3 separate regions of the Homo sapiens genome follow, and regions 1 and 3 are each linked to region 2. A link is a contact called in ENCODE Hi-C or POLR2A ChIA-PET data. All regions are on one chromosome and are shown on one strand. The core of a region is the stretch at or near the end of the contact, and the rest is flanking DNA. Distances in the headings are between cores, read along the strand shown.

Region 1 (2,893 bases), core at 1-2,500, 250 kb before region 2:
GCAGGGAATGGGGAGCAAAAGGTGCTACAAGTGCTGTTAGGTCCTGATGTCATCTTGGGGGCAGCTACAGCAGAGTAACGCAGGCCTAAGTCCAAATGTGTGCCTTGGAGCCACTGGGGGAGGATGGGCAGTGGGAGGTGGTGAGAGGGATTTCTCTTTGGGAAAGGCTGGTGGTGAAGGGCAGGGAGTCACAGGAAGTTCCCCAAGAGTGTGGAAAAATCCAGAGGAGGCAATCAGGCTTTTAAGGATGGAGAAGATTTGCATATGGTGGGAGGCAGAAGGAACGGAGTGAAGAGGAAGCGCAATGGGAGAGAGATGGATGAGTGGACAGGGTCTCTGAGGAGGGGTGGACTGGAGAGTGGGTGCGTGAGTGAGCCACAAGGGGTGAAGGTGGAGGGGAGGGAGGAGGGGAAGGAGGGGGCGTAGCTGGCGATGTCATGGGGGATGAAATCAGAGATGATGAGGAGGCTCACACTGGAGGGTCTCCACTATTTTTGTTTGTTTGTTTGTTTGTTTGAGACAGGTTCTTGTTCTGTCACCCAGGATGGACCACAGTGGTGCGATCACAGCACATGGCAGCCTGGAACTCCTGGGCTCCAGTAACCCTCCCACCCCAGCCTCCCGAGTAGCTGGGAGTACAGACCTGCACCACCACGCCCAGCTATTTTATTTGGTAAAGATGAGGTCTTGCTATGTTGTCCTAGCTGGTCTCAAACTCCTGGTCTCAAGCAATCCTCCTACCTGGGACTCCCCCAGTGCTCAGACTACAAGTGTGAGCCACCATGCCTGGCTGGAAAGAGGCTTTTATTTATTTTATTTTATTAACTAATTTATTTTTGAGACAGCGTCTCGCTCTGTCGCCCAGGCTGGAGTGCAGTTGCGTGATCTCAGCTCACTGCAACCTCCCTCTCCCAGGTTCAAGTGACTCTCCTGCCTCAACTTCCCTAGAAGCTGGGATTACAGGCACACACTACCATGCCTGGCTAATTTCTGTATTTTTAGTAGAGACGGGATTTCACCATGTTGGTCAGTCTTGTCTCGAACTCCTGACCTCAAATGATCCATCCTCCTCAGCCTCCTGGAGTGAGCCACGGTGCCTGGCCTGGAAAGAGGTTTTTAAAGGTTAGAGGACACGAGGGCCTGTTTTTAAGCTGAGAGGAGGAATAATTATTGAAGATATGAAAGAGAATGGGGACAGGGACAGAGCAAGTTCTCAGAGGACACCAGCACAGGTGGCTAAGATCCGAGCTGCTTCCTGCAGCGTCACCACACCGGCGACCCATGCTGAGGCTTCCTCAATGAAAATCCCCACCTTTTTTCTACATGAACTGCTGCAAGCCACAGTTGCCCATCTGATATTTGCATGCCTGTGAGTTTCAGATGTAACTACAAGAATTTACACTTATCCTAATTACGTTTCATAAACTGTCTTTATGATCATCTGTTCTGGTACAACGACCAAGAAAACATTCAGTGGGTGGTTTGGCAAGTTCTGTTTTGAATCAGCTGTGCACCAGGTGTGTGCCAGGCCAGTAGGAAGATCCCGGACAGCGTCTTTGCTCTCCAGATGTCTGTAGTGTAAGTGGGAAGGAAAACTCAAAGACAGATCATTTAAACAAATATAATGTCCAGACCAGGAGGGGTGGCGTACACCTATAGTCCCAGCTACTCAGGAGGCTGAGGTGGGAGGATCGCTGGAACCTAGGCAGTCAAGGCTGCAGTGAGCTATGATTGCACCACTGCACTCCAGCCTGGGTGACAGAGTGTGTCATCCTGGCGGCACTGCTCCTACCCCTACAGCAGGCGAGGCGGACTGATGTAGGAGGCAGATGGTCAATTCAGGGTGTTTGCCAGGGGACAGGAGCAGATCTGAGTTTTTGATGCATCACTGACCTCTGTGCAGGGACAGCTCTGAGGATGGCCAGGGTGGAGACTGGGATCAGTGAAGAGGGTACTGCCAGTTCTGGGTGTACTAGATGAGTCCTGACCATGAGCAGTGAAAATAGGAAAGAGATGAGAGAACAGAGCCGCCAGGGAGTATTTAGGAGGTAAAACCCAGCAGGAGACGGGAATGGAAGGGAGTGGGAGGGGAGTGGAGTAGTGAGTGATAATTTGACTTCTAGTTTTCTGACTCAGCTAATCAGTAGAGCAACGGTCCTGCTAAGGCAAGATTACAGGGGATCAGAACACAGGGAGGTGTCAGCCTCTAGCAGGGGAACAGCTACCTTCCATTATTTTATGTATGTGTGTATATATATATATACACATATATGTGTATATATATATACACATATATGTGTATATATATACACATATATGTGTATATATATACACATATATGTGTATATATATACACATATATGTGTATATACACATATATGTGTATATACACACACATATACACACATATGTGCATACATACATGTATGCATATATGCACACACATGTGTGTACATACATACATGTATGTGTGTATATTTACATACATATATGTACATACATATATACACACATATACATATGTATATATACATATATTGTGTGTGTATACATACACATACTATATACACACATATATGTATACATACATATATACACACATATATGTATGTATATATGTATGTATATGTATACATACACATGCATATATATGTGTGTATGTATACGTATACATACATATATACACATACATATGTGTATGTATACGTATACATACATATATACACATACATATGTGTGTGTATACATATACATACATATATACACATACATATGTGTGTGTGTATACGTATACACACATATATACACATACATATATATGTATGTGTATGTATACGTATACATACATATATACACATACATATATATGTATGTGTATGTATACGTATACATA
Region 2 (3,241 bases), core at 633-3,132:
TTTAAAAATTAGGCTAGGTGCAGTGCTCACACCTGTAATCTCAGCACTTTGGGAGGCCAAGGTGGGAGGACTGCTTGAGGTCTGGAGTTTGAGACCAGCCTGGGAAACATGGCAAAACACCATCTCTACAAAAAAATTTCAATCAACTTTCTTTAAAATGAAAAATAAAAATACAAAAATTAGCCAGTTGTGGTGGCGCATGCCTGTAATTCCAGCTACTAGGGAGGCTGAGGCAGGAGGATCACCTGAGCCCAGGAGGTCGAGGCTGCATCCCAGCCTCAGCGACAAAGGGAGACCCTGTTTCAAAAAATAAGTAACATATATGTTATTATATAATATATATTATTTATATAATATATAAATATAACAAATATAACATTTATATAATATATAAATGTTATATTTATGTATTATTTTATAAATTAACTTTTTTTTTTTTGTGAGACGGAGTGTCACTCTGTCGGCCACACTGGAGTGCAGTGGTGTGAACTGGGCTCACTGCAACCTCTGCCTCCGGGGTTCAAGTGGGTCTCCTGCCTCAGTCTCCCCAGTAGGTGGGATTACAGGCACCCGCCACCATGCCCAGCTAATTTTTGTATTTTTAGTAGAGACGGGGTTTTGCCATGTTGGTCAGGCTGGTCTCGAACTCCTGACCTCAGGTGATCCGCCCACCTCAGCCTACCAAAGTTCTGGGATTACAGGCGTGAGCCACCGTGCCTGGGCTATTTTTAAAAGATGGAGAAGGGGCTCTGAGAGAAGTGAGTTGCACAGTGTTGCAAAAGGAATTCACAGCACAGCTAGTAATAATAGTAGTAGTAGTAATAATAACAATGGCGATGAGAACACTTAGTAATGCCGTGCTCTAAATCCTTTAGGAACAAAGGTTATACCACTTAATCTTCATGACCCTGTAAAGTAGAAACCATAGCAGGAGGCAGAGGTGGGCTTCACTCCCCAACCAAGGCTGCCAGACTTTTCAAACCCCAGAAGCTCTCTGTATCCCCCCACTCCTCTTCCATCCAGGGCTTGCCTCCTGCTTGGTCACTTCCCACCCCCAACAGGCCGGCCTTCAAAAGCGAGCTCTAGGCAGCGTGTGGGACCTCACGCCTGTAATCGCAGCGCTTTGAGAGGCCGAGGAGGGAGGATCACTTGAGACCAGTTCGAGACCAACCTGGGCATCATAGCGAGACCGCATCTCTGCAAATAAAATAAAATAAAATTAGCTAGGTGTGGTGGCGCGCCTGTAGTCCCAGCTACTGGGAGGCTGAAGTGGGAGAATCGCCTGAGCACAGGAGTTGAAGGCTGCAGTGAGCTGTGACTGCACCACTGCAATCCAGCCTGGGCGACAGAACGAGACCCTGTCTCTAAAAACAAACGCGCGCCCTCCGCCGTCAGGCTGGATGGAGGGAACCCAGGGAGACGACTTGGGCCTGAAGCCTCGCCAATTTCAGGTGAGGAAACAGGGCCGTGGAGGAGACAATGTGGCGATCACAAGCAAGCGGCGGCCCGAAGGAGGAGGCTAGACCGGCGGGCGCACAGCCACAGTTCTGCAGTGATCCCCGGGAAGGTGGGCAGCCGGCCCGGTGACCTGCAGGGTCCGAGCTGTAGAAGCCGCAGCCGCCGTCTCCAGGCGACTCCGCCACCCCCGGAACCACGCACTTTCATTTCTCTGCCGGGCGACCCAGCCGAGCCGCGAGGGGGCGTGGCCGGGCCGGGCCGTACCAAGAGCGCAAATTTGCAGGGGGAAGCGCGGGGCTCCGGGAATGCACGCGCGGCTCGAGTGGGCGGGGCGGCGGCCCAATGGCCACGCCCCCACCCCCGCGGCCGGCGAAGGCGGTGGTAGCGCCTCAGTGGTGTGGGCCTGAGCCCTGCCCAGGTGCCCGCAGAGAGCAGCCGGGCTGCCAGCGGTGAGTGCTATCTTTCGCGGCGACGGCGGGGTGGGTGAGGTCGGGCCCCAAGACTCGGGGTTTGCCGGGCGCCTCAGTTCACCGCGGCCGCCTGGCTCTCTGCGTCGGGGTGGGCCCTCGGGCCTGGGCACTGCGCGTCTGGCCCGACGCTCGGGCGGAAGGCATGGCTCCCACCCCGGCCCTCCTCCGCGTCGCCCTTCCCCTAGAGCTGATCTCCCGCGGCGGCCTGAGGGTCGACTTTTCCACAGCTTGGGCCGAGAGAGCCCGGCAGGCCCTCGGCTGAGGGTTAGGGCTCGGTATCTCAGGGCTCGGGGTCCAGTCCCCGCGCCGCCGCCCCCCACGGGCTAAGCCACTTTAACTCTCCGAGCCTCAGTTTCCCCATCTGTACGATGAATGGGCCTCGGGAGGCAGCGAATTCTGGGGGTACCTAACGTGAGAGGCGCTCGATGCATGCTCATGGGACCCGAATCTAACCCTGCAGCATCAGGTGGGCTGAGTCGATGGATCACGGGAGCCCCCCAGCCCGGCCTGCATCCCTGAGGGCAGTGCCCCTCGCAGTCAGGTGTCTCGGCGGCCCCCACAACACAGGTACCCGGATCTCCTGGGGGAGCCGGGACACCCTTAGATCGGGGGAGCAATTGGGTAAGAGTTCAAGGTCTCTTGGGCGCCAGGGGGAGGAGAGTAGAGGTTTCAGTGAGCTTGATTGACTTCGACTTTCTGCGTATTGTTTTTCAAAACGAGTTACCCTTGTGTAAACTGGTGACCACTAATAAGGAGTTTGGGGCTGTTTCAATGAAAGTGGCTGTCTCCTCTCTTAAACCCTTAAAGCTGCAGCCTTGCCTTGCCTTGCCTCTGAGCTTGGCCAAGCTGGAGAATGATGCCAGCACAAAAGGAGACAGGACTGGACTGGGTGGCCCTGGTTTGATTCTTGGCAAGCAAGATACCTCCTGGAGCCTCCGTTTTCTGATCAGTGGGTCTGGTAGTAAGACAGCCACCCTGCTCTCCCCACAGGGTTGAGATTCTGAGGATCAAGACAGGGTCCCAGAGAGTGGCATCGAGAACTTTAATCCTCCTTGTAAGCAGAACGTTTATGGAACCCTCTGGGGGATCCAGTATCCCCACCGTTGTTCACTGCTGTAATTCCTTGGGTCTTGCTTTATGGAGAAGGCATTGATTCATTAACCATTTGCAAGTTCTACCTACGGAAATCCCTTTTGAGTGGTTATGGGGTTGGCTTGGTCAGGAGAACAGCTCCAAAGGCCCAGTTAGTAAACCAGGGAACCCAGAAAGGTCCACTTCCTTTTTTTTGGGAGGAGGGCTGTTTTAGGAGTTCT
Region 3 (3,270 bases), core at 397-2,896, 250 kb after region 2:
ATGGCCCCAGGAGTGGGGCAGAGCAGGGAGGAGTCCTGGACCGAGGAGACGCAGGGGCAGGAAGGAATGGGCCTCAAACTCCAGGAGGGGGCCCTTCTCATGGGTCCTGCTTTCTGGCCTCTCCTCTCTTACCCCTGGGCTGATCACCCTGGGAAGAACTAAGCCAAGGTTTCTCACCCTCAGGTCCGAGGGGTTCAATTAACGGGCCCTTAGGGAGGTGCGAGCCTCCTGAAACGATGCAAGGTGCCTGGCCTAATTTTTATATTTTTAGTAGAGATGGGGTTTCACCATATTGGCCAGGCTGGTCTCGAGTTCCTGACTTCAAGTGATCGGAATGCCTCGGGCACACAAAATGTTGGAATTACAGGCGTGAGCCAACGCGCCCGGCCAGCCCTATTTATTTAAGCCTATACATTTTGCACTTGTTAAAAGTATTTGAACATACAATTACCATGTTTTCTTTAAGCGGTCCCTCCCTGTTGCACACTTGGATAGTTTATTTTTTTAGACAAGGTTTACTTCAGTCTCGCAGGATAGAGTGCTGTGATGGGATCATAGCTCATTGCAGCCTTGAACCTTGGGGTTCAAGTATCTGGGAAGCTGAGGAGGGACTACAGAGATGGAGTCGCGCCATGTTGCCCAGGCCGCTCTTTAACTCCTGGCCTGAAGGGATCCTTCCGCCTCGGCGGAGCCCGGACATAGTTTTCTAGTTTTGACCCACAGAAACACTGTGCTGGGTCGGAGTTTGTCAACTACCCTTCTCCAGCCAGCAACACACAGAACATGGCGGGGAAGTCACGGTCACCAGGCTCCAAACCGAGGAGAAAACAGCCCAGCTCCAGGCACTGTAGCGTCACTGTGACATCGCCGAAGGCCGGCGCTATTACGTCGCCGGAAGGCCCGCGCCTGTGACGTCAGCGGAGGCGCGCCCCTTCTGTAGAACCAATCGGAACTCGAGGCGCGGCGGCTGGGTATTCCAGGAGAGCGCATGCGCAGACGCGTGGCCACAGACTGCCGGTCAGTGTCAGTAGGCGGCGGGTTAGTGTCCGCAGGCTCCGACTCGGCCGCCGACACCAATAAGCTACAAGGACGAGCTTTACCACTGCCTGTACTACTGCTACCTGCGCGACTTCCCAGCCTGCGGCGTAGGGCGCAGCAAGGGCCTGACGCTGAGCGAGTAGGCGCTGCGCACCAAGCGGCTGTGGCCCGGAGGGCACTGTCGGGCAGAAGCTCCTCAGTGGCCACCACAAGCCCGCTAGCTCCGGCTACAGCCCTTGCCGCACACTCGCGTCACCTGAGCCTGTGTAGGTGCGCCCCCCCAACTCCTCCCCCAGCCAGGTCCCGGGGACACCGGCAGCGTCCCCCACCGCCCGGCGCCGCTCATTCTGGGCAGGATCGGCCCCGTCTGAGGCTACACCGCATTAGGGAGCTGCACCCCTCGGCTTGACCTCTCATGGCCTTTGCAACAACATCAAAGCCTTTGGAACTTTGTAGGGGGTACGAGGGGCTAGGAAACCAAGAAAACATCTCTTTAAAAATATAAGCGATCGGGCCGGGCACGGTGGCTCACGCCTTTAATCCCAGCACTTTGGGAGGCCGAGACAGGTGGATCACGAGGTCGGAAATTCAAGACCATCCTGGCCAGCATGGTGAATGCCGTCTATACTAAAAATAAAAAATTAGCCGGGCGTGGTGGCGGGCACATGTAATACCAGCTATTCGGGAGGCTGAGGCAGAGGCAGAGAATTGCTTGAACCCGGGGGGCGGCGGCTGCAGTGAGCCGAGATCGCGCCACTGCACTCCAGCCTGGGCGACAGACCGAGACTCCAACTAAAAAAAAAAAAATATATATATATATATATATATATATATATATATATTTGGAGCCCGGGAGGTTGAGGTTACCGTGAGCTGAGATTACGCCACTGCACTTCAGCCTGGGTGACAGAGGGAGACCATGTCTCTAAAAAAAATTACATGTGAGTGAGAGCTTTTCTTCCAGTGCTCATGCTCAGACTGAAGAAAGTAATTGGGCCGGCCTGGTAACTCACGCCCTTAATCCTAGCACTTTGGGAGGCCGAGGTGGGCAGATCCCTTGAGCTCAGGCGTTCCAGACTAGCTTGAGCAACATGGTGAAATTCGGTCTCTACAAAAATACAAAAAATTAGCTGGGCGTCGTGGTGGGCGCCTGTAGTCCCAGCTACTCAGGAGGCTGAGGCAGGAGAATGGTGTGAACCCGGGAGGCAGAGCTTGCAGTGAGCCGAGATCGCGCCATTGCACTCCAGCCTGGGCGACAGAGTGAGACTCCATCTCAAAAAAAAGAAAATGGAAACTTTTGCCAGTGATTCCCTTCCTTCAAACTAATGATAAGGAAATGACGCTGTTCTGTTTTGTTTTCTTTTTGCATGTTTTTTTTTCTTTTTTGAGAGAGGGTCTTGCTCTGTTGCCCAGGCTGGAGTGAGGTGGCGCAATCATGGCTCACTGCAGCCTCGACCTCCCAGACTCAAGCAATCCTTTCCCCAGCCTCCCAAGTAGCTGAGACTGCAGGTGTTTACTACCACAGTTGGCTAATTTTTGTATTTTTTGTAGAGACAGGGTTTCACCATGTTGCCCAGGGTGGTCTCAAACTCCTGGGCTCAGCTATCCTCTACCCTCGGCCTCCCAAAGTGCTGGGATTACAGGCGTGAGCCACTGTACCTGGCTGATGCTGTTCTTTTCAAATGCATATTTACTTTTTTTTTTTTTTTTTTTTTTTTTGAGATGGAGTCTCACTCTGTCTCCCCAGCTGGAGTGCAGTGGTGCAATCTTGGCTCACTGCAGCCTGGTCTTGAACTCCTGACCTCAGATGATCCACATGCCTTGGCATCCCAAATTGCTGGGATTACAGGTGTGATCCACCACACGTGACGATTTTGCTCATTTTAGATACTAGAACTTGTTAATTAAAAAAATATATATATTTTTTGAGCTGGAGTGCAGTGGCATGATCTCGGCTCACTGCCACCTCCGCCTCCTGGGTTCAAGTGATTCTCCTGCCTCAGCCTCTCGAGTAGCTGGGACTACAGGCACATGCCACCATGCCCAGCTAATTTTTGTATTTTTAGTAGAGACAGGGTTTCGCCATGTTGGCCAGGATGGTCTTGATCTCTTGACCTCATGATCCACCTGCCTCGGCCTCCCAAAATGCATGAGCCACTGCGCCCAGCCAAAAAAAAATTTTTTTTTGAGGCAAAATCTCACTCTGTCATGCAGGCTGGAGTACAGTGGCAC

What was found. A loop is a pair of places that touch in the nucleus more often than their neighbours do. ChIA-PET counts read pairs that join two places held with the same protein, here RNA polymerase II (POLR2A). Pooled maps may share reads with other maps.
Region 1: a pooled map shows a loop between it and region 2 (12-fold over the local background). The contact joins the enhancer-like site here to the promoter of POR in region 2. A Hi-C loop is called at or near these places in 1 of 37 single-sample maps with no recorded cell type and 3 of 50 pooled maps. POLR2A ChIA-PET finds 5 or more read pairs at or near these places in 4 of 52 experiments (GM12878, H1, MCF 10A and 1 more).
Region 3: a map of CD4-positive, alpha-beta memory T cell shows a loop between it and region 2 (25-fold over the local background). The contact joins the enhancer-like site here to the promoter of POR in region 2. A Hi-C loop is called at or near these places in 1 of 168 maps with a recorded cell type or tissue (CD4-positive, alpha-beta memory T cell) and 10 of 50 pooled maps. POLR2A ChIA-PET finds 5 or more read pairs at or near these places in 3 of 52 experiments (MCF 10A, PC-9 and activated B cell).

What each region holds. Positions count from the first base shown.
Region 1 is chr7:75,661,686-75,664,578 of GRCh38, forward strand. All of the region lies in intron 1 of HIP1 (huntingtin interacting protein 1), which reads right to left. Among named protein-coding and RNA genes, the nearest start is that of HIP1, 76 kb to the right of the region's middle. Within about 2 kb of position 1,251, at least 4 of the 41 ENCODE cell types and tissues checked have a DNase peak (open chromatin) inside an H3K27ac peak, as active enhancers do; they include GM12878, where a contact is called at or near this core.
Region 2 is chr7:75,913,273-75,916,513 of GRCh38, forward strand. It overlaps POR (cytochrome p450 oxidoreductase), which reads left to right and starts at 1,883. Exons shown (of 16, transcript NM_001395413.1): 1 at 1,883-1,907. It overlaps MIR4651 (microRNA 4651), which reads left to right and starts at 1,925; the gene lies at 1,925-1,997. LOC124901680 (a long non-coding RNA gene) reads left to right here. Exons shown (of 2, transcript XR_007060393.1): 2 at 1,024-1,222. RefSeq lists an enhancer at 1,291-1,340 and a silencer at 1,601-2,090.
Region 3 is chr7:76,165,710-76,168,979 of GRCh38, forward strand. No RefSeq gene overlaps it. Among named protein-coding and RNA genes, the nearest start is that of SRRM3, 35 kb to the right of the region's middle. Within about 2 kb of position 1,647, at least 2 of the 41 ENCODE cell types and tissues checked have a DNase peak (open chromatin) inside an H3K27ac peak, as active enhancers do.